2 separate regions of the Homo sapiens genome follow, and region 1 is linked to region 2. A link is an interaction called in ENCODE POLR2A ChIA-PET data of the cell type or tissue named here. Cell type or tissue: OCI-LY7. All regions are shown on one strand. Each heading gives the region's core, and the rest is flanking DNA. Links, peaks and the distances in the headings are about the cores only. Region 1 has its middle 140 kb from the start of PRDM13. Region 2 holds the start of COQ3 (coenzyme Q3, methyltransferase).

The links. ChIA-PET counts read pairs that join two places held together with the same protein. Peaks named below come from ENCODE experiments on the same cell type or tissue, not always from the same donor. Only the 100,000 strongest peaks of a DNase experiment are listed, where the experiment ranks them.
Region 1: POLR2A ChIA-PET joins it to region 2 with 21 read pairs; 2 of 35 experiments call an interaction of 5 or more read pairs at or near these places.

Annotation. Positions count from the first base shown.
Region 1 is chr6:99,734,112-99,751,560 of GRCh38, forward strand. No RefSeq gene overlaps it. Among named protein-coding and RNA genes, the nearest start is that of PRDM13, 140 kb to the left of the region's middle. In OCI-LY7, for the core only: no CTCF peak of the experiment used is centred there; no DNase peak of the experiment used is centred there.
Region 2 is chr6:99,390,000-99,397,999 of GRCh38, forward strand. It overlaps COQ3 (coenzyme Q3, methyltransferase), which reads right to left and starts at 4,196. Exons shown (of 7, transcript NM_017421.4): 1 at 4,075-4,196. The coding sequence starts at 4,180. RefSeq lists an enhancer at 3,452-4,091. In OCI-LY7, for the core only: no CTCF peak of the experiment used is centred there; a DNase peak (open chromatin) is centred at 4,032; H3K4me3 peaks cover 1,466 bases; H3K27ac peaks cover 924 bases.

The DNA of each region.
Region 1 (17,449 bases), core at 3,882-11,881, 350 kb after region 2:
TTTCAAAAATGCTTTACTTGTTTTCTGAATCTTGCTACAGCATCATATTCTTGTTGTGTGAGTACAATATTATATTCTCTTATTTTTTCTGAGAAGATTAAAGGTTTATTTTATTTTTACATTTTTTTATTTATTACTTAGACTTTACGTTCTGGGGTACATGTGCAGAATGTGCAGGTTTGTTACATAGGTATACATGTGCCATGGTGGTTTGCTGCACCCATCAACCCGTCATCTACATTAGGTATTTCTCCTAATGCTATCCCTCCCCTTGCCCCCCACCCCCCAACAGCCCCTGGTGTGTGATGTTCCCCTCCCTGTGCCCATATGTTCTCATTGTTCAGCCCCCACTTTTGAATGAGAACATGTGGTGTTTGGTTTTCTGTTCCTGTGTTAGTCTGCTGAGAACGATGGTTTCCAGTTTCATCCATGTCCCTGCAAAGGACATGAACTCATTCTTTTGCATTGCTGCATAGTATTCCATGATGTATATGTGCCACATTTCCTTTATCCAGTCTATCATTGATGGGCATTTGGGTTGGTTCCAAGTCTTTGCTATTGTGAATAGTGCCACAATAAACATTTGTGTACATGTGTCTTTATAGTAGAATGACTTATGATCCTTTGGGTCTATAGCCAGTAATGGGATGGCTGGGTCAAATGGTATTTCTAGTTCTAGATCCTTGAGCAATCACCACACTGTCTTCCACAATGGTTGAACTAATTTACACTCCCACTAACAGTGTAAAAGTGTTCTTATTTCTCCACATCCTCTCCAGCATCTGTTGTTTCCTGACTTTTTATGATTGCCATTCTAACAGGTGTGAGATGGTATCTCATTGTGGTTTTGATTTGCATTTCTCTAATGACCAGTGATGATGAGCTTTTTTTTCATAAGTTTGTTGGCCACATAAATGTCTTCTTCTGAGAAGTGTCTGTTTATATCTTTTGCCCACTTTTTGATGGGTTTGTTTGTTTTTTTTTTGTAAGTTTGTTTACGTTCCTTGCAGATTCTGGATATTAGCCCTTTGTCAGATGGATAGATTGCAAAAATTTTCTTCATTATATTTATTAAAAGATATTTCTTTAACGTTGTCACTGTTTTCTTCTAAGTTCCTTTGGTTTCTGGTGTTCCTCAATATCGGATGATCCTCAGTAGTCCTCTCATATGTAAAATGTGGGTGCCACATAACTGATTAGAAGATCTGGGTCTAGAGGATAAAGGGCTTGTGAATTTGTGGGCTTAACTTCTAGGTGATTTAGTTCAGCTGTTTTTCAAGGGGAATCTTTATGAGCATCTTTAGGACTTTTCTATTGGATTGGTCTCTGGAGAATAAGCTTTCAGTCCCCTGTCTAAAGGATACAAACCTAGTTGTCAGAATTCTGGGGGCTGAGTAGAAGAAGGGGCTGGAGACCTCAACTTTCAGTATATAGACTTTTTTTAGAGGTACTTCTAACCCTAACTCTGCATGGTGTGCCTCAGAGTAGAGTTTCTCTTATTATCTTATCTTACCTTCAACTAGGGTGGGAAAGGGGCAGCCCCCAGCTCCATGGAATGAGAGGGGGTTCCAAACTCTAACTTCTTCCTAAACTGAATTGAAATAACTATCCTAGTTTTAGCTGTTTAAAAAATTCCACTTTCATAGGTACCTGCCCCTGTAATTTCTGAGTATGACTGGAGTTCTATGAGGCAAATCAGTGTACAGCTTTGTTTCCCCCACTGCTGACACAGGTTTCAGCATTCTCCAGTCTGCTGGTTCACTTAGCATTTACCCATGTACTTTCCAGCTTCCAATATTTTGTTGCTATTTTATCATCTTCTGTTGTCTTTGCTTCATGGGTTTATACTTAAAAATATTCCTTTACTCTCATTTTAATGGGGTTTCAGACAGAATAGAGGTAAATGTATACATTCAAACCTCCATCTTTAATCAAATGCCTGTGGTTTTTTTTTTTAGTATCTTGCAAAATTTCTGAATTATGATGCTTACTTTTATGTGTTTAAACATTTTTATATTTAAAGCTGGTTTTATTTTGAAATGAACAAAACAAGTTATCTTGAATGTCCTTCCAGAAATATTCCTTATGTCTACAAGCACATTGGTAGTGTTTTTACATGTAAAATTCCTCTTCAAAAGTGCAAGATCGATGTCCTTTTTCTGGCTAGGGAAAGAAAAGCAACAGCATGATGAAGAAGACTGATGAAAAAGGAATTAATGAAGAAAGCTGTTGAAGAAGGAATTTCTTATAAATGTATTGGACACTTCTCTGTCTCCCATCTTACCCCAGCTCCTGCTGTGGTGACCAGGTCTGGGCAGGCTTCAGCCAGCCTCACTCAGTACATCCTGTCGGTGCCTCACCTCAGGCCTGCACTAGGAACACCACTTGCTTTTTGTCTGGGGTTTCTGTGACACCTGCAGGTGGAACATTTTATGAAATCCTGTAGTACAGGCAAATGCAACCCTTTTGGGAGCAACCTTGCTGAATGGTGACAGGACCCAATGAACAACTATCCCATTCTCTCTTGTCCCAGTCAGGTTCTGAGATATCTTCTCAGTCATTCCCTCAGGATTGAGGAAACCATAGTGGTGGCCAACTATGAACCCCTCCCGGGAGAGTCTTTCCCTCCTATATTAACTACCTTTTCCTTCATTCTGCAAACTGGAATCACTTCTCAAATAAACTGCTTGCACTTAAGCCTTTTCTTTAGGTTTTGTTTTCAGAGGGAACCCAGGCTAAGATGATAAGTTAAAAAGTCTTTATGATATGACTTTATGATGCACTTTAAATAGAAACCAGTGCAATCCTAGTGTGAGAAAGAAGCAAGGCATGAAGAGCTTGGGGTTCTTTCTTTGATCATGGAGCTCCATGCTAGTTCATTTGCAAGCACGCTGGCCACTAGTTATCCCAGAGCAGCTTCAAACAAGGTTTTGAATAGATAATGTATGTACATGGTACAAAGTGTAAAAGTACAAAAGTAAATTTAGTGAAAGCAAGATTTCCTTCCCTTCCTCTCTCTCCCAGCCCCTCAGTTTCCTTTGGGAAACTGCCTCCAGTTTTGTGTGTATCTTTTCAGAGAGATATTCTATGCAAATGAAAATACGTATATTCACTGGGCAAGTATTTATTTATAGAATGAATATATATGTACCTATGTATATATGTTATTTTTTATAGACATGGTTGCATACTCGATTCCGCATCTTGCTTTTTTTATTTAAAAATATCACCTGAGTAATTTTCATTAATAACAACTGATGGGCAAACTTCTCTCATGCTAACAGTGATGACAGTCTAAAATAATTACAGCCTTCAGGGAACCTGTACTTTTCTGATACCTTTATCTTACTGGGGGACCCGGAGATCTGGAGGGAGTCTACAGGGGAATACTTTTTGGAAATTAGGTGTCAGGTAAGGATTAGATCCCAGTTTCCTTTAGGTAGCTAGGTGTACTTCCTGGGAACCTCAGACCACAGAGTCTCATTCATTCTCTCCTCTAGGATTCACCTTACAGGGGACTGAACCCTGAACCCTGGAAGCCCTTCTCTTCTGGAACCCACCCACTCAGAGAGAGTTAGGTAGGGTCAATCTTTCTGTCTCCTTTCTTTCACCATCTTCTATCTGTGTTGTTATTCCTTCAATGTAAGCATATTTGTAAATCAAAAGTTGACACTTGAGACCTGTCTATAAATAAATGCTTTACAAATTTAATGCATTGAATTAGTAAAGTGAATCCAACTGGCTTAGACTTCCAATTTTCTAGAACTTATAGAAACTTTAGAGATCATTTGAACCCCCAAATAAGACAGTTCCCCAATACGTATTCTGTTTGGTTAGTGGCAAAATCCAAGACTTGCATTTAGGTTCCACTAGACTGCAAGAAAGGAAAAGGTATTATTTTTATTATTTTGACACAGGGTCTTGCTCTGTTGTTCAACCTGGAGTGCAGTGGTCATCATAGCTCACTGCAGCCTTGAGCATCTGGGCTCAAGCAATCCTCCCGCCTCAGCCTCCTGAGTAGCTGGGACTACAGGGGCGTGGTACCACACCCTGCTAATTCTTTCATTTTTTGTAGAGACAGAGTCTTGCTATGTTGTCCAGGCTGGTCTCAAACTTCTGGCCTCAAGTGATCCTCCTACCTCAGCCTCCCAAAGTGCTGAAATTATAGGTGTGAACCATTGCATCAAGGCAGAAAAAAGTATTCTTAAGGCAGGTGATTTTTTAAAAGAAATATGACAAAATAAATGTATAAACCTGTTAAAATTTATTGGTATAAATAATGTACCATAAATCTTTGAATAAAGATGGTTTCTGTGCTACTACTACTGTCTTAACTCCATTTGAAAGTTTACTATGCCCTTTCACCTTATCTTTAGAAATTACCTTCTATAATAGAGTGGGACAAAAAAAAGACATATAGGATTTTATTCTTACTATTATAAAAATAACTTTGTATAGTGCTTTACAGCTTATAAACTGAATGTGAATAATATAATTTAATCCTTATAACAACCTTGTATGGCATGACAGCTTGTAGTTTTCAAAGGTTGAGGGTATATATCTCACCCCCATGCTCTTCTTATAATTCATATGTTGACATTTCTCCATGAAAAGGTGGGATAGACCTTTGTGACTGCCTACCAATAGAATGTGTGAAAGTGACACAACTTGATTTTCAAGTCTGCATCATAATGCGACTTCCTCCTGGCTTGCTCTCTCAGGCCACACTCCTTTAGGGGCACCACATAAGAAGTCTAGTGACCCTGAAGCTGCCATGCTGGAAAGACCAGAAGGAAAGAGCATACAGAGATGCAGAGAGATGCCTGAAGAGCCATAGTGGTTCCAGCTGCCAGATCTTCCAGTCCTTTCAGCCCAGATGTGTAAGTGAAGAAGCCTTTGAGAGGACCCAGGCACAGTATCCACTCACTGCAACCTTCCAAGGGACCCTGAGTTAGAACTGCCCAGTTGGGCTGCTCCCAAGTTTTTGAGAATTTAAAAATTATTGTTGTTTTAGACCCCTAAGATTTGGAATGATTGTTACATAGCCATAGTGATAGTAACATAGTATTATTATTATTTCCACTTAACTGTTAAGAACCTGAAGATTCAGAGGGTGACTGATCTTCATCAAGTGGCAGGGTTGAGTTGTGCACGCATGTCTTTGGCTCTAAGTCCCGTATTACTTCTGCTCCTCTCTGCTGTAGGTTAAAGTATAGTCACATACACAATTTAGATTTCTCTTTTTGATTTTTAAGGATCCAGTTAAATATGCTTGGAGTGATGACTTCTTTCCTTCTAGATTCCTAGGATTCTGGTTCACCCCACCCCTCTACCTGCACCACAGCTATTGAAGCCACTGTTGCTCTGCTCTGTGAGCACTCATCTCTCAGGGTTTGCTTCTTACAATATTATCTTTGGCTCGCCCATGTCTCTGGCTTTAATCAAGCTTCAGAAGCCATGTAGTGGCACTATTTTAAGGCTGTCATGGGGGAAGGATCTTCCTGAAGGGAAGAGGAACATTTTGTTGTATTATGTGAGCTGCTTATTTAAACCCATGATAGCCTGGCACCTGTGTCCTAGTGAAACAATTCAGTGAGCTTGTGAGTCGGCAGAGAGCCAGTCTAGCAGATGGTCATGGGAGGAGGGACCATGCACCATATGATCATCAAGTGTGCTTGCCCAGGGCAGGAGTCCCTGCCAGAAAGGTCCAAATGCCTGCCCTTAGAGCTGAAGTCTTATTGTTACAGGGAAGCCTAAAATGAAAAAAAATGCTGGGGAAAGATGAAACAACAATAATATTTTCATTTGAGCTGGAAACCCAGAGAGAAATTAGCCATGGTAAAGAAGATCTTTTGAGAGTTGAAGAGTGATAAGGCACTCACTGTGGAGTAGTTTTTCCCTGGGTTGAGAACAGTTCTCTATGAAACAAGAGTGTGGATGTTCACTGTGCATGCACAGAAGTTGTATCCCATAATAGCTTTACCAATTATGATGATTCTGGGAGCACCTGAGGCAAGAAGAGGCCAGTGTCTATGGCTCACCTGTTTGAAATCAGGAGCTGCAGCAGATGAGCAGGCAGTTAGCCTGGAAGGCTTGCTGAGACCCTGGTGGTAAACACTGTATTGCCAGATCCCCCTTTCCTTTCCTCTGGCAATCTGGAAGCTCCCTAATTCAGATCTGCCTAACCATATTCTTCCCAGAAATGCTGACCCCATGTAACATTTTTGGATGTCATATACCTATAATATTGTAGACACTACCAATGGATTTTTCCTTAAAAAAAGTGCTTAGCCTCATTTAATCAACAGTAGCCATTCATTTATTTGTTCATTTTCCCTGGCAATTATTTGTTTATCTTCTCTCATATTGTAAGATAATGTGTTTCCTGGTGGTGGAGATATACAGATGATTAAAATCCAATCTCAGAATTCAAAGGTTTTTTCCACTTAAGGAAGAAAAATAATGTCAAGGTATATATGAAGCAAGATGCAAAAGTGCTACATAAAAATTAGAAAAAATGTTATAGGGAGTAAGAGGAGAAAAAGAGAAACAGATCACTTACATTATATTAGTGGCTTCAGCCATACTTGTAGGAATAGACAGTGTTTAAAATAGACAGTAGCTGTTATTGCTATTAAATATTTCCCCTCATGCAGTACATGTGTATTGGATAACATTGAGAAAACAGAGACAATCACATAGAATAAAATAAAAATTTCCTTTAACTTCATTATCATCCATAGGCAACCATTCTGCCTGTTTCGATGTCAGGAGTTATCCACATAAGAAGCAGCTGGATCACAAATTGGTAATGGAGAGTGAACGTACCTGTGATGTTTGATTTGGGGCTAATATCTGAAGCCACAGTTTGTTTCTTTCCTCAGGATCCTAATACACAGGACATGTATTCCCCAATCAGATGATGTGTGAAACTCTATACTTTTGTTAGCTGTTACAAATAAAAATCTAGGGCTCTCGAAGGAAATTGAATGTGTAACACAGAGTTTATATTTCAAGTAAGTTTGCCTCAAATATGCCCTCCAAATTTAGTAAAGATCCATCTTGCTGTTTTGGTGTGCCACAATAATAGACAGAAACAGTTTTATTAAAATGAATCAGATAATGATAATGATGATGATTAATATTTATTAAAATATTTTATTAAAATTAAAAGTTTTATTAAAATAAGATAATGATAATGATTAAATAATATTAAATAAGTGCCTAATAAATATTAAATTATTTCCCAAAGACTATAAAATTCCCTTTCTTCTGATAACATACTTCTGTATCTCCTGCTTAGATTTACTGATTTTCCTGACTGCAGCAGAGTAAAGATACTCAATTCTGGCTGCATTTTTAAAATAAAGACTGAAGAAGTTTCATTCATCTGATTGAAAAATTCTTTTTCATTTCAAGTGGAAAAATAAATTAAACTTTAAGGAAATAAGGCTTATTTTTTCTTTATACACAACTTAAAAATTATTTCATTTGAAAGTTAACACATAGCTTTTCCTCTACTTCTTCTTTCTTTTTATGAAAAATTCAGTACTAAACCTTTTATGTGGAGCACAGCAAGGAAGGCATTATAGGTGTGGGGCAGGGGCAGCCTGGCATGGGAATTAGAGCCCGGGAAGGGTGGGAAGAGCATCCCCTCAAAGGAAGAGCCTGGCACGTGATGTCAGAGCCAGATCCAAGCCCTCAGCTTACCAAATAATTTCAAGAATTTAACTGAGATGGTGCAGCCTTGTACTATGTGTGGGACAATATTCCATCTCTGTTTTGTGAAGTTCTATGTATTTTTTGTCCTGAATGCGTGTAACCAATGAATGTTTTCAGTAGAGGACGCCATCCGTGTCATGCCATACCTATGTACTGAGAAAGTTGGCTGCAGTTGAGTTCTTGCCTGCAAATACTGTGTGCAATGGTAGAGCCATGGCACTACCTCATGGATGGCCTAGAACAGGTGTATTGTGTTCCTGGGTAGGAAAAAGCAAGCCACGGCTGTGAGTCTGGTGAAATAGGCACTGAGCAGAACATATTAGCCAAATCTGTGGATGTGAAGTATCTACTATTTGCTTACTGCGTGGTGTCAGTAATTCCAACACTATTGAGTATAAAGACCTTAATGGGTGATGCCTTGGCAATAAGGTTGTGATAATTCACCATGAGATGCCTTTTGTTCTTTCCCCAGTTGTAAGAATAGGCCAAATTGGGTTGTTGTATTATTGAGAAATGGAGAAGCAGTGGGGATAGTCACATCTTCTCTAAATAGGTCTTGAATAATGGGTTTCAATCTTTGAAGGCCCTGTTTTAATTTATACTGGGCCCTAGTAACTTTTAACCAGAGATAGTGGGGAGGTTCATGGGCCCCCTTTTTATCAAGCATTTCATAAGTGCCAAAAGACTTAATTAAATTTTAATTTATTACTCATTGGGTCAGAGTTTCCATGCCCATCATGGGATATTTTATAGCAATGGGGGCTATGACTATGTGGAATTTAGGTTAAGGTGAGGCATACCTGTTTGTCTTCTAGTTTATGTTCAGTGACTCCCCTAAGATTATAGAAGATAATCTTGTTTAAATTCATGGGATCCCCAGGTAAAACTGTAATTTGAGCTCCAGTGTTGATTAAGACCATGAAGTTTTGCCACTTGGTGCATCTCAGCAGATATTAAAGTTAATTCAGAACCTATATTATGAGGCGCAAAAGCCAGTCAGTCTCCTTTTATTTTCTTGTTGTATAAATTCTTTTAATACATTTTGTATTCCCAATTGGGACCAAATTAATTGTAGTGGTTCTAATTGTGGACCTTTGTTTCAGGTTTTTGTTTCTCCCACTTGTGTCTCCCTCCGTCCCTTTCTCTCTCTCTCTCTCTTTTATTACTGGATATATTTTGGTGGGAGAGGTGGATCCCCTCTCCCTGCTTATATTTACTGTATAAGTTTCTTCTTTCAGAGTATCAAATTAGTTTTCTCAGGATTAGGGGCTGCCCATGGATGTGGTTGCATTTTTGGATTAAGGCCCCTGGATTAAGTTGGGTTTGAATGAACTCTATGACTGTGCCATGGGTACCACGGGTGATTTTCCTGTAACCATGAGGATCAGGATCATTTTAACAATAAAGGCATAGGCAGTAGTAGCATAAAGACATTTTGTAGGGTCCTGGTGAGCCAGCCATTTTTGAAAGTGTGACCTCAGCATGCCTCATGATGACTGCTCTTTCTCCACACAGTGAAGATGCAGTGGACCCATATATTGCACAGGTAATTGGTCTTTTCCTGGAAGCCTCTATAGAGTAGGAGACAACAGTGGGTTGAGACACACAACCAAAGGTCATAGGGTAATAGTTGTTTTCCAGAGTCTAATGTCAGTCATGGCTTATGCTGGAATCAAGTCAGAGTATTTAAACTGAGATGTACATATAAGTGAAGCCAAGACGTATGACCCAGGGCCACTCTAATGAGGGCCCTAGTCCCATGCTCTGTCCCCAAATGCCAATTATAGAAATTTCTGACTTAGATTGGTTGAATCTAGAACAGACTCTGTAGGACTCAGCAAATGCAAGATGAAGCAGCACAGCCAGTTAGCAAGCTAAAGCAAGAGAAGAAAGACACCCTTATGGTAGTGGTCATTACTCAGACACACTGCTCACAGCACCAATTAATGTTACCCTCCAGAGGTGGGATGGACACCTGCCTTCCCTCTGCCTCTTTGGATGTCAAGAATGATGACATCACACATGCATCAAGAGAGCACGTAAAGATTTATTGCTCATATAATGAAGCTTTTTGGAAGATTAGGGCAGGCTCTTAGGCAGGTCCAAAAATGGCTTGAGAGTGCAGGGAAAGGAGACTGGTTTGTGGTTTATTGTGGTTAAAGGTTAGGGCTGAGGTGAAGGTTCCCACATGTGGGTTGGGGCTTGCGTTGTTTGAACATCCCACCAGTACCAAAAGAGGGAGTTTATCAGCTTACCCAAAAGTAGACTGGAAGGGGAAGAGAGTGTCCTGGAGCTTGAAAACTCTCTGTAGACAAACATCAAAAATTATAGATACAACCACAATTGGAAAGATAGATTTACAAGGAAACATTATATATGACCCTAAGACAATGATTTTGAAAAACTAGAGAAAATGAATTATTTCCTAGGAAAACACTAGTATTGATTCCCCACAAAATATAAAATCATGATGGACCAATCACTGTAGAAGAGATCAGAAAAGTAAAGATCTATCATTACAAAGGCACCAAGCCCAGATAGTTTTACTACTAAGGACTAGCCAACTTGTAAAGATCAGTTAACTCCTAGATGAAACTAATCTAGAATTATAAGATGACAAAAATTACATAAATGCAAAGTCATTGAAGAAAAGGTTACTACCAACCTAATCCAGCAGGATAGTAAAAGAAAAATCACTTCATAGAGTTTATTTCAGGAATCAAAGAATGGTTCAAGATTAGAAATCTAGCAATAGAAATATCCATACTAATGAATTAAAGGAGAGAAACCATCTAATTATTTCAAGTTACTTCAAATATGATAAAATTTAGTAGTTACTCCTTATAAAAACTCTAGGAGTGGATGAAAATAACTGAAACACAGTAGAGATGAATTACCCACAGTCAATAAAAACTACATTAATTGGTGAAATACTTGTGGGCACTTCTATTAGTAATTAAACACTAAATTACTTAGTAATTAGTGCTTGTTTAGAATTCACATTTCTGGTCCCTGGTCCCACCCTTGAGGTTCTTAATCAGAAGGTCTCCAACAGAACAGAGCTCAGTTTTCAAGTAACACTATTACATAGCATTGACTTAAAGATTCTTTATTCTTTAAATCTGCCACTCACAGTATTCTTTCAAGATTAGACACGAATTGGTAATTATTACAGATGACAGCCACTAATGCCAGATTCTTAAGTGGGAAAATGTGAGATGTTAGGTCTCTCTCTCTCTCTTTTTTTTTTTTTTTTTGAGGCAGGTCTTGCTTTGTCATCCAGGCTGGCATGCCGTGGCGTGATCACAGGGTTCACTGCAGCCTCGACCTCCCAGGTTGAAACAAATCCTCCCACCTCAGCCTCCTGAGTAGCACATGCCACCATGCCCAGCTAATTTTATTTTTTGAAGAGATAGGATCTTCCTATATTGCCCAGGCTGGTCTCGAGCTCCTGGGCTCAAGCGATCCTTCTGTCTTGGCCTCCCAAAGTGCTGAGATTACAGGCATGAGCCACTGTGCCTGGCCTGAGATGTTAGGTCTTTATGGGAGAAGCCAAGATGGAGGCGAGATTCGATAGGTCATGAACAAAGACAGAGCAGGTGGATGCTGCGTAGGGTGCAGGAGAATTATGGTCCAGGAGGCAAGTGGGAAGGGATGGCTTTGTGTGGACAAAAAGTAGAGAAATGCAAGAAATACATAGGACAATTTTTAGAAGTCCAATTCAAGAGTCAGAATGGTGGATAGATGACAAAAGGTGGTTGGTACAGCTCTTTTTGCTTCAGGAGTGAATGGTTTGACAAACTTCTTTAAAAATCGTTAAGTTTATCATAGTCGATGCAAATAGTAAATTCATTGCAGTCCAGGGGCTTCTGCTTGGCAATAAATTCCTCTAAAGTTATTTTTGAAGGGATGAGTCTTTGAGCTGTTGCCAAGGCTAGAAACAGTTTCCACTCTTGCTTTGATATCTTTAATGTGCTGACATTCGAATACAATATTTCAGATATGTGGAGAATGCAGGAAGGGATGGGCTGGGTATTGTGGTCACAGGAGTGACTGGATTGGAGCTGATGATACAAATGTGCCACTTCTTTGGGGATTCATGCTTTAGAGCAGTGTTTCTCATGATCCTGCTGTATTAGAACAACCTTAGATATTTCTTGAAAATTGAGCTCTGTTCTGTTGCAGACATTCTCATTAAGAATCTCAAGGGTGGGAGCAGGGACTGGAAATGTGAATTCTAAACAAGTTTCTCAGGTGTGTGTCCTAAGCACCCTCAAGCTTGAGATACTAGGAGAGATAAACAGCAGAGCAAATGTGCTCAGAGTGTTTTTTGTTTAAAATCTTGCTCCTTCACATTGTCTTTTTATTATGCTTTTATGTGATGTGTCTTTTATTCATAAAACACTTTTTATTTTATTATTATTTTTTAATACAGAGTGTCACCATGTTGCCCAGGCTGGTATCTGGCTCCTGAGCTCAAGCTCAGCCTCCCAAGGTGCTAGAATTATAGGCGTGAGCCACCGTGCCCAGCCACAATCTATTTTTGATGATAACAAGGAGTCCAGTTGTGTAATGTTCTTAGTCTGGTATCAAATTTGAAGACATGACTTGTAAACATTTGGCTACTCGACCCACACTGCCATCTAGTGAAATTTGTGTAAATTACAGCCAGCTGTAGCACAAGTACTTTAGCGTTGGGGAGTTTAGGGCTAGGCAATTCATGTATGATGCAAATGAATACACTTTCTGAATAGATGTCCTTTCACAGTGATTAGTCTCACTGTCAGGGGACCACGGCTATTACATTACAACGTTGCTTTGTAAGTATTTAGAATTTATTTGTTGGCTTTTTTCCCCCTTACATATTTTGTATCTGTCTGTTTGTCCATCCTAGTGGAGTTAGTTATAATTTGTTCAGAACATTATGAATAAGAACCCTAAGTACTTTCTAAAAATTTTACCTTTAATAAGTATGAGTTTTCATTGAAGTCAAAGACATTTTGTGAATAATTCTTTAAATACTTTTTGTTAATTTAAAGGGAAAAAAGGAAAAAAAACCCTCATATTAGGACATTTTTGAGAGAATACATACTAGATTTTAAAAAAATTGAAGCATATGAATTAATATTAGCATTTACATATTGTATAAGAAACATATACGTTTTAATAAAATTTACTATACTCTTACAATATTAGTATCAATCTGAAAATCTTCTAATATATGTTAGTAGTAAGTTGAATAAGATATTGAAATATTACAGATCCATAAGCTTAATATTATCTTGTGGTTCATGAGTAAAAACAATTATAGTTATTATTTAAGCTTTGTGAAAATATTCATGTGTATGGTTACATAGTCATATTTACGTATACATAATTATCTTATTACTGTCAAAGTATATGTAATGAAATCACAAATGTACTTCATTACTCTTACATAATTGCAGGTTCAGATATATAGTAACAAAAGTATTTAAGTTTTATAGATAATAAAGTATAATACAATCTTTTTCATAAGACATTTAGACCTAATAGAGATTGCTTTAATGATAGCTTATATTAAGATCTTCAGGTGTGGTGGCTCAAACCTGTAGTCCCAAAACTTTGGGAGGCCGAGGCCAGGGGATCACTTGAGCCAAGACCAGCCTGGGAAAAATAGTGAAACCTCATCTCTACAAAAGATACAGAAATTAGCCGGGTGTGGTGGTGCATGCCTTTAGTTCCAGCTACTAAGGAGGCTGAGGTGGGAGGATCGCTTGAGCCTGGGAGGCCAAGGTTGCAGGGAGTGGTGATGGTACCATTGCACTCCATTCAACCTTGGGCGACAGAATGAGACTTTGTCTCAGAAAAAAAAAATCTGGCTGTGATTAGGTTAACATCAAAAAAGTTCTGGACAAGAAAAAAGGGGTAAAGAGTCTTAACAGGGGTAATGGGATGAATGGTTCTCACTTCTTTATTTCCTTAAAATAGCTGAAATCCCAGGAATTGTATTGTTTTTTCTGATTTTAAAAGGATCACACACTGATGACTTTGTTTTGCTCCCTAGGTTTCCTGACACCTTGAAGATCACTTGGCACATTGTATGTGCTAAATAAATATTAGCTGATGAACCCGGGAGGCGGAGGTTGCAGTGAGCTGAGATCGCGCCACTGCACTCCAGCCAGGGCGACAGAGTGAGACTCCATCTCAAAAATAAATAAATAAATAAATGGATAAATAGTAAAAATATTTAGCTGAATGCATAAACGAATCATAAATGTTCAATATAGAGTGACTCCCTACTTTAATACTGTAGAGATAATCACTGTTAACAATTTGCTGTATATTTCTCTAAATTTTTAAATGCATACGTTAACCTGTATATTATCTTAGAAAAAAAGACTACATTCTATATACTTTTGCAACATTGTCTTTCGCTTAGCAATATCTATGCCAGTAGTAATATCTATATTTACCTCACTTATTGGACATATAGTATTTAATTATATGAAGATGAATAAGTCATCACATATCTAGTCAGCCTTCCTCTGGGATATTTGGTTTACTTCTGGTGTTTTTTATCTCCAAATATAAGCTATGGTGTAACAAACATCTGAGTAAATGTATTTCCATGTACAAAAATCTGTGTGTACAGTTGACCCTTGAACAATGTGGGAGTTAGGAATGCTGATCATCGTCCCCAACCCCGGGTCCCTATGCAGTAGAAAATTCATGTATACCTTTTGACTTCCCAAAAACTTAACTAATGGCCTACTGTTGACTGGAAGCTTTGCTGATAACAGAAACTGTCATTAACACATATTTTGCATGTTGTAGGTATCATCTACTGTACTCTCACAATAAACTAGTGAAAAGAAAATATTAAGAAAATCATAGAGATGAGAAAATATGTTTACTATTCATTAAGTGGAAGTGGATCAGCATAAAGGTCTTCATCCTTATTTTCTTCATGTTGAGTAGGCTGAGGAGGAAGAGAAGGAGGAGAAAGAACTGTTGGTCTTGCTGTCTTGTGGTGGCAGAGGTAGAAGAAAATTCCAGTATAGGTTGACTTGTGCAGTTCAAACCTGAGTTGTTCAAGGGTCAACCGTGTATATGTGTGTTTGTGTGTGTGTGTGTGTATAGATATATGAATATATATGCTATTGTTCAACTAGAGGACATATTCATGAAAGTGGAATTGCTGAGTCAAAGGGAATGTCCATTAAAATTGCTAAATATTGCTAAACTTCCCTCCGAAAGTATGTTAACAGTACAGGAATCCCTTTCCTCCAACACTTTTGTCAAAAGCAAATATAAATTTATCTTAATTGACATAGAAATGAATGGAATGATTATGATTATGATTATGATGAATGACATTTCTAATCTGAATATTCTGTGTTAAGAAAAAAATATCTGATGAGAAGGTGCTTAGCCTACTTTATAGGGATTTATGAAAATAATTTTTCCATGGTGGACTAGCTTTTAAATTTATACTGTGATTAAAGTTCCTTATTATCAAAGTTTTTGGTTGTTCAAGTTTAAACTAATGTAAGTTTGAAAACTCCAAATTATAAAATAATTTGTGGGGCTCACGTTGTTTCAAAGATTACAGTAATTTATTTTGCACATCACTTTTGAAAACCTAAACCTCTCAGTATAAACATAATAACTTTGTAAATAATGTTTAGTTGATCCTTAAGTAGACTATGTAATTTCATGGAGAAAAGTTTTGCATTTTATGAAAATAGAGTAATCATTAAGTAGAAAGGCATCAGTCTCACTTTGCAACCTTATTAAATATCAGTTACGACAGGAACACTTATACTTATTTCTGCTGCTAATTTTTCTAAACATTGGACAAATATATTAAATTGTAAGAAAAAAGGACAGATAAAGTAAGACTTTTTTGGTGTGCTTATTTTCTTGGCCTTGCAGTTTGGTGAGAAGGCGACTGGAATATTTGCATGTTGTATTGCATAATGAGACCAACACAAAATGATTGCAGCTCATGTAAAAGACAGGGTGGCATGTTTTCAGTTTTAATGGGGACACTCAGAAAAGTTCCAATTCTTCCTGACATTTCTTATAGCCAAATAAACGTGGTCTAGGTTGGAGTGTCTATTATGAAAATAAGAGGAGAGCAAGTCAATTATATTTCAATGACTGAATAGCCAGGGGTCCTCATTAAAATGATCAGAAAGATTGCAGTGTTGCTCTCCTCTGTGTAGCCACTGATTAAGTTGTATAAGAATGACATGGCCTTTTGGGGAGCAAGCCAGAGGATGTCTTAGTATCTGGAGCCAGAAATTGTTGACCCTTTTGAGAGAGAAATGTGTGCTACCTTAAAACAGAAAAATATTTTTTCTCTTATTGGATGATGAACTTTGGAATTAGGTATATGAAATTAGTTACGGCTATTGTATAGAAGCTTTAATTTGTGCTATGCTGTAAGAAAAATGCCCTTGAATAAGATAATGATGAAGATACATCTCTTTACATTTATCTCAGTCAGTTAGATCTATTTCACTAGAGTAACGTCTACAATGCAAGTGAATGAGTGTGTTTAAGAAATAGTTTACAAATTCACTACTATTCTTTTCCTTTTAAAATTTCTACTTATCTGTTTGTGTGTATGTGTGTTGGGGGAGGAGATAAAAGTCTTCTGAGGAAAATTATCATTGTTCTTCCTTTTGGACTCACATGCAAAGAGACAATACAGTTTAATATTGTTTTATATAGCAATACAGCTTAAGAAGATCAAACCCATTGCTTAAGAGAACAGCTTGACTTTCATATTTTTTTAACAGGTGAAAATAAAAGCGCCAGATTCTGCAAGGTCTCTGTAGTCAAGATTCCTATGCAACCAAACTCCTCAGTAGGCATCTCGTACATGTTAAGATCGGAAGGCCCGAGAGCCTTCAGTAAGTGGAACTTTTAATACTATATATATATATTTTTTAATGAGAAAAGGCTTACAAAATTTACAACTAGGCTCAAGCTCATTTTATAAAGCAACTGAGTTTTTAGTTTTCTCATAGCAATGAAATGAACTATGATTTTGTTTTCTGACATTGTCTATCTTTTTTCAACCCATCAGTTGTATAAATTGTATTTTAATTGATTACCTATGATTTGCCTAACATTTTAAGAGGAAGATGTCAACATTATAACCATAAACAGCACTAAGACCAAAATATATCAACCTCAGTTGATGTGTTTCAAATAAGTAAAACAAAATTCCATTTAATAGTCACATTAGTTAAAATAATTATTCCAAGATTTCTTTTTGTGCATGTGGTTATACAAACTCTTCTTTTCTCTCTTTCTTTTTTCTAGCTTGACTCTTTAACCCAGTAAAAATACTAAAACCCATTTATTAATCTAGTTGTGGAACAAAAAGGAGAACTGTAGCCAAATTTTATTCTCAATCAGGCTTCATAACATCATTTATAATTAAAATTACCTAATATAAATGTTCTATATTTAATATTATGTTATGAATATCATCATTCCTTATGATGGAGTTGGGGTGGGCAGTTACACATTTCAAGTGATTTAAATGTTTTTAGATTGATTTTCCTGATACTAGTCAATGAAAGTGCAAGTCAGGAATCTTTAATGTTGTAGTGTTATAATTTCACCTTTACTAAATAACCACACTGCAGAGTTGACTGCACTATCAAGCAGGTTTCAAAATAACAGTTTGAGAAAAACAGGGTTATCATGATGCCTTTTTTTTTTCCCC
Region 2 (8,000 bases), core at 1-8,000:
GTTACTTGGGAGGCTGGGGCACAAGAATCACTTGAACCCGGGAGGTGGAGATTGCAGTGGGCAAGATCACGCCACCGCACTCCAGCCTGGGCGAAAGAGTGAGACTCCGTCTCAAAACGACAACAACTAGAGATTAAATTACATAGGTTATTTCATTTCATATGTGTTTCAGAGTCCCTGTAGGTAAAATCTCAAGAATGATGTCAAAGGGTACGTGCATTTGTAAATCTGTAATTGCCACTAAATAGATGTTGAACCAATTTACTATCCTATCGGTAATCTATGAGAGTGTCTCTTGTTGGTTTTCCCACACTGTCACCCATACAATGTTAAACTTTTTTTTTTTTTTTTTGAGACGGAGTCTTGCTCTGTCGCCCAGGCTGGAGTGCAGTGGCGAGATCTCAGCTCACTACAAGTTCTGCCTCCCGGGTTCACGCCATTCTCCTGCCTCAGCCTCCCGAGTAGCTGGGACTACAGGTGCCCGCCACCACGCCTGGCTAATTTTTTGGATTTTTAGTAGAGACGGGTTTCACCGTGTTAGCCAGGATGGTCTTGATCTCCTGACCTCATGATCCACCCGCCTCGGCCTCCCAAAGTGCTGGGACTACAGGCGTGAGCCACGCGCCCAGTCTTTGTTAAACATTTTTATGTTTGCTAATCAAATACATGAAAATGGTATCTTAGTGTAGTTTTAATTGTTTGTTTTTGTTTTTGAGACAGGGTCTCACTGTGTCACCCGGGCTGGACTGCAGTGGAACAATCTCCACTCACTACAACCTCCACCAAGGTCACCCAAGCGATCCTCCCACCTCAGCCCCTCGAGTAGCTGGCACTATAAACATGGGCCCCGTGCCCAGTTAATGTAGTTTCAATTTATCATGAATGAGGTTAAGCATCCTTTCTTATGTTTAGTGGTCATTTATATTTCACATCTTGTCTTTTTGTAGTCTCTGCATACTTTTCTCCTGAGCTTATGTTTATTTGGTTTTATTTTTTAATCAGCCCTTCACAGTCCATCCCAAACCCATTACAATGTTCTTTTTTAATAAAGTTCATGTGTCTAGGCTTTTGCTCATTTTATTTATTTATTTATTTATTTATTTATTTATTTATTTATGAGACAGGGTCTCGTTGTGTTGCCCAGGCTGGAGTGCAGTGGTGGGTTCACGGCTCACTGTAGCCTCTACCTCCTGGGCTCAAGTAATCCTCCTACCTTAGCCTATCCAGTAGCGAGGTCCACAGAAGCACACCACCATGCCTGGCTAAATTTTGTATTTTTTTTTTTGTAGAGACAGGGTTTTGCTATGTTGCCCAGGCTGGTTTCAAACTCCTGAGCTCAAGCGATCCACCTGCCTCGACCTCCCAAAGTGCCGGGATTAAAGGTGCTCGGCCAGGCTTTTGTTCATTTTATTTCCCTTTCCACCAACTCTATCTGGACTACCTTTTAAGACCCAGTTCAAATATCACCTCCTGTATGACTTTAGGTAGATACATGAGATATTATTAAAGAATAAAGTTTAACTATGTAAACCATGATACATCGATAACGACATATAAGGTATTACTATTATGAAACTAAGCCTTAGAAATTTTAACAATATCTGCTTTTACGGACAGACAACCCTTGATCTCTCTCTTACCTCCTCTATTTCTGGAAAATGAATCCCTAAGTCATCAGTATTGCTACAATTCTCAAGAGGTTTAAAAATCATCTTAGGCCAGACGCAGTGGCTCAATGCCTGTAATCCCATCACTTTGGGAGACCAAGGTGGGCGGCCTGCTTGAGCCCAGGAGTTCAAGACCAGCCTGGACAATGTGGTGAAACCCCTTCTCTACTAAAAATATAAAAATTAGCCATGCATTGTGGTGCCTGCCTGTAGTCCCAGCTACTTGGGAGGCTGAGGTGGGAGGACCAATTGAGCCAGGGAGGCCAAGGCTGCCGTGAACTGTGGTCATGCCACTGCACTCTAACCTGGGATACAGAGCAAGACCTTTTCTCAAAAAAAAAAATTAATTAATCTAAAAAGTAAAAATAAAAACCACTCTACCACCTTACCACAACGGAAAGAGAGTAATTGAGTTTGTATTTAAACAGAATGCTACCAATTCCTTCTCTACCTTGAATCTGTGATCATCCTGGTATTTGAAATTTTAAAGGAATGGGAAAAGGTTTTTTTCATTTTATTTATTGAAAAGTCATTTATTCAGCACCTACCAGGCACCATGCTGATGGTGAATAAAACAGGTGACAGACTTTTACCCTACCAATACTTTATTTCCAGCAATGATAATTTACTGTCTGGATTGCTCTAAGGTCTTCCTGGGCCTAGACTTGCCTGACTCCATCCCACATTCTATGTAGACAGCTGCCAAGTGTTATTTCTTAAACATAAATCTGTTCATGTTGCTTCTTCAGTGATTTCCACTGTCCGCGGGATAGTCTACCTCAGGAGGTGTAAATGGCCTTTCATGAATGTGTCATGGCCAAAAAGGCCTCTTCCTCATCCCTTGCCACCCCCTGCCTTTACCTTCTGCCCTCCACCTACACACTTTACTTTTCAAGGAACCTTGCAGTTTCTCACAAACTTTCTCACAGATTCTCGAGCTGGTCCTTTCCCCTCTCCAACTGCTTTTTTTTTTTTTTGAGACAGAGTCTCACTCTGTTGCTCAGGCTGGAGTGCAATGGTGTGATCTTGGCTTACTGCAACCTCTGCCTCCCAGGTTCAAGCGATTCTCCTGCCTCAGCCTCCCGAGTAGCTGGGATTACAGGCGCCTGCCGCCACGCCCAGCTAATTTTGTATTTTTAGTAGATAGGGTTTCACCATGTTGGCCAGGCTGGTCTCGAACACTTGACCTCAAGTGAGCTGCCTGTCTCGACCAACTGCTTCTAAAACTGGCCACCTCCTTCAAGATTTCTCTAAATATCCCATTCAAGAAGTTTCCTTGATCCCAAATATGGATTAAATGCTCCTTCTATGTTCACCCCTCAAAAATTGGAACTAGGTTTATTATATCTTTTCTAAATTTTTGATTATAAAAGACACATGTTTACTAAAAAAAGTTCAGAAAAAGAAAAGTATATAAAGGATAAAATGATAGAAAATCACCTACTCTACCACAGGCAATCACTGCAAAATTTCTCTATATATCTCCACCTGTAACTCCAAGTTCACTATACATACTGATTTGTAACTTTTTTTTTTTTTTGGCTCCTTCCAGGAAACAATGAAACTTTACTTTCTTAACACTATATCTTACTACTTTTCCATGTGGGTACAAATAGATTTAAATCATTTTTATTGGCTGTACTATTTTTCACTGTATGATAGTACCAACTAATAACCTTTATTAATGGGCGGTTAGATTCCCCATTTTTTTGTTCATTATATCCTGATCTTAGGTTTATCCTAACATTTTTAAAGAGATCCTTGCGGTGTCATTCATTTTTAAATTCCCAGTGCTCATACCAGTGTCTGGCATACAGTATTTGTTAAGAGTTCCATGTGAAAGATGAGCTTAAGTTTCTACTTAATACTGAGAGTTCGAAAATCAGACTGCTGTCTACAAGCACTGAGCAGTGCATTATTTTCTTGATCTCATTTGCAAATGCAGTCTGTTGGATTAACCTATTAATCAAAAAGTAATACAGCTGCCTTAAATTCTTTCTGAAAAAAACAGCAAGCTTTGTGCAAACAAAACACAGATACAAAGCTATGCATAACTACGAGGCGTGAGTTATTCCTGCCCCGGCAAAGGAAAGATGCATGACCTTCAGACTGCAGCACACGCAGAGCGGGTCGCCGGCTCCTGGGGCAAGGAGCTCAGCCACAAGAGACCCGCGGCCTGCGCTTTTCCAGACAGGACCACTGGTCCTGAGCTCTTTTCCCCGGCGTCCGCCAACGGGACTATGCGAGGTTTACAATGGAGAGAGATGGGGCCAGGACCAAGCCTTAGGTTTCGCGCTGACCCCTCGCGAGGTCCAGAGACAACCCACCGCCCCACCCCCGGCGCATGCGCAGAGACGCCAGCGCTCGCAATTGACTGCATGCGAAGGACCTCCGCACACACACTCACCCGCCGAGGAAATTAAGGGACGCGCAGCTTTTGTATTACAGCCTCCAGGCCCCAGCACTCTTAAAAACCAACCCCCGGAGGAGCCCAGCTTACGGCCACTCCACATCGCGACAAACGATCCCACCTCTTTTCCGGTCCCTCCCGAAAAAAGATCCCCAACATAAAGGTTCCGAGATCACTTTCGCCGTCTGCAGCCGACTTTTTTTTTTTTTTTTTTTTTTAGCAGAGTCTGTTCTGTTGCCCAGGCTGGAGTACAGTCCCCATCTCGGATTCTGGGATCACTGCAATCTCCGCCGCCCGGGTTCAAGCGATTCTCCATGTTGGCTGGTCTCGAACTCCTGACCTCAGGTTATCCGCCCGCCTTGGCCTCCCAAAGGGCTGGGATTACAGGCGTGAGCCACCGCGCCCGGCCTGCAGCCGACTTTCATGATTGTATTGTTGAGTGTTATGTATGTATGGCTATACTTTCACGCTCATTTAGCAAATTGCACATGGAATTAAACTGCAAGATGTTTTTACTATCATAAACAACTTTGAAGATACTTTATTGCTATAGGACACCTCAAACCTCATGTTCGAAGTTGACCTCAATCAGGCCATTACTTCGTGCTGTGTCTTCTTTTATTGCCATGTAGCTCTATTTCACACTTAACAGATGTCTCTTCAAGGACTTTTATATTCCTGTAAGACATTGACCCTACTGCTAAGAATGCAAGAGTATGGGAGCACTTCTTCCTCAAGGGAAGAATTGTTTCCCCTTTCAAGGCACTCAAATATCAGATGGCCAGAAGGCCAAATGTAAAACTTATTTTCTGCAAATGACTATTATCTTGTACAGGGTATATACATCATGTAGTAGGAGGCTTCTGTGGCTCAGTCTAGGCAAACTTCATTTAGAGCTAGGAACAGTGATCAGTAACATTTTACGTCTAAATGCACAAAGTCTTTCTTTGGGTAAGAACAATGACGAATCTCCAACATTGAAGACAAAAAATTATTCTGTATTTTCAACAGGTAGGGTCAAATTGGTAAAGGGTTCTTTCAGTTAGCGAAATTTACCGCTCAGGAATCTTTTTTTTTCTTTTTTTTTTGAGACAGCCTCACTCGGTTGCTCAGGCTGGAGTGCAGTGGTAGGATCTCAGCTCATTGCAACCTCCGTCCCCCAGGCTCGGGTGATTCTTCGTGCCTCAGCCTCGTAAGTAGCTGGGATTACAGGTGTATGCTGCCATTCCCGGCTTAATTTTTGTATTTTCAGTCAGGGTTTCACCATGTTGGCCAGGCTGGTCTCAAGCTCCTGACCTCAGGTGATCTGCCTGCCTCAGCCTCCCAAAGTGCTGGGATTACAGGTGGGAGCCACCTCACCCAGACAGCAATAGTCTTTCATTCATGGTTCTTAGCTAAAATATTGACCTCCTCCTAAGGGTGGTCGCACTTTTCAGTTGCTATGTCCTCTTCAGAGCTCCTCTACCCTTAGATACATGATCCTCTCTCCACATGAAGGCAGAAAGCTCTGCACAAAAGAAAATGTAGCACGTCTTGTATTTATTGGAGTGACACATCCAAGGAAAAAGCAAAGTGCAAGCACAATTAAATAAAGTTCTAGGAGCTTTATATGTACTTTCTTTGAAGGTACCACACTTCACTGGGCTTCAGAGCCTTTCCACTACATTTTAACAAGAAGGGGAATCAATGATTTGCTTTATGCTGACAAGTATGTCTTTTGAACACCCAGAACAGGTCTGGCCCAAATAAGCAAAACTAGCTCATAGTATTTCTCGCTACAAACATCAACAAAGGGCTTTCCCAATGACCCTTAAGCCTAAGTGGTATTGGAAAGTTGTAATGGCTGTAATGCAGTATATGGCCATTGTTGGAGATATTTCCCCAGACTATTATTGTTATGGTCTCACCCGTAAGTCTGCGTATTTATTTTGCTCTAAAACTCTTAATGTCTGTTTTGTAATTCAACTTTATAAACATTTTTTTTTTCATCCAAGGGTAAAGTGCTCCCTTGTAGCTTTGAAATGATATACAGCTGGGCGTGGAGGCTGACACCTGTAATCCCAGCACCTTGGGAGGCTGAGGTGGGCGGATCACCTGAGGTCAGGAGTTCAAGACCAGCCTGGCCAACATGGTGAAACCCCATCTCTACTACAAAAAGTACAAAAACTAGCTGAGAGTGGTGATGGAATCCTGTAATCCCAGCTACTTGGGAGGTTGAGGCAGGAGAATCGCTTGAACAAGAGAGGTGGAGGTTGCAGTAAGCTGAGATCACGCCATTGCACTCTAGCCTGGGCAACAGAGCAAGACTGTGTCTCAAAAAAAAAAAAAAAAAAGAGATATACCACTACATCCACTCAGTTTAACTGGTAAGTTTTCACATTTACTTAAAAATTTTACATAAATTGGTAACTCAGAATAATTCTATCATAACTTCTACCAAAATCAGAATGTGGCAGATTTAACCAAGGTATCTTTAAAGGAACTCTATAGGTATCTGATAAACCTTTATGATATAAATATAACCCATGTGTGCTTTTTGAAGAGCTAAAGCCCATTTTCTCTTTTAAATTTTACACAACAAAATTCCACTTAAAACTGAAAAACTTAACAGCTAGATGTGTTTAGAACTAATCTAATTTGGCCAGGTGCGGTGGCATACACTTGCAATCCCAGCATGTTGGGAGGCCGAGGCAGGCGGATCACGAGGTCAAGACCATCCTGGCCAACATGAAACCCTGTCTCTATTAAAAATACGAAAATTAGCTGGGCATGTTGGCGCACACCTGTAGTCCCAGCTACTTGGGTGGCTGAGGCAGGAGAGTTGTCTGAACCTGGGAGGCGGAGGTTGCAGAGCCAAGATCATACCACTGCACTCCAGCCTGGTGACAGAGCGAGACTCCATCTCAAAAAAAAAAAAAAAAAAAATTCATCTAATTCCTCCCTTACACAGCTGAAGAAGTTAAGGCCCATGGTGATTTAGTGATTTGCCTAAAACACATCAAGAAACAGAGCCAGCTCAATCCAATGACTCTACTACTACTTCCATTTATGCAATCGGCTGGGAGCGGTGGCTCACGCCTGTAATCCCAGTACTTTGGGGGGCCAAGGCGGGTGGATCGCCTGAGGTCAGGAGTTCGAGACCAGCTGGCCAACATGGTGAAACCGTTTCTACTAAAAACACAAAAATTAGCCAGATGTGGTGGTGGGTGCTGTAATCCCAGCTACTCAGGAGGCTGAGGCAAGAGAATCACTTGAACCCAGGAGGCAGAGTTTGCAGTGAGCTGAGACTGCGCCACTACACTCCAGGCTGGGCAACAGAGAAAGACTCCATCTCAAAAAGCAAGAAACAGCAACTATGCAGTTGCTTAACTTGGGGACATGTGAGAAATGTGTCATTAGGTGATTTCATTGTGATGTGAACATCACAGAGTATACTTACATAAACCTAGATGGTATAGACTACTACACACCCAGGCTACATGGTATAGCCTTTTGCTCCTAGGCTACAAATACTATATTGAAAACTGTAGGCAACTGTAATATCATGGTTTTGTGTATTTAAACACAGAAAAGGTACAGTAAAAATACATTATAATCTTATGGGACCACTGTTGTACATGTGGCCCGTCATTGACTGAAACGTCGTTATGTGGTGTATGTCTGTACTCAGTACATTTTAGAAACTTCAGTAAATCAAAATACATTTAAATTTATGTAGGAGAAGAAAAACTCAGTTTAGATGTAAAGATTTCTGTAAGGCAACACTACAGAGACTGGAAACCTAATACAACTCCTATGTAAAAATTCCCAAATACAGTAAAAAATTCTTTACTATTACCTTTCATGTGTTTAAGGAAACAAAAAACTCAGGACACTTAAAAATAGACTGCGAAATTTACCTACTTGGTATTACACCACTAGAA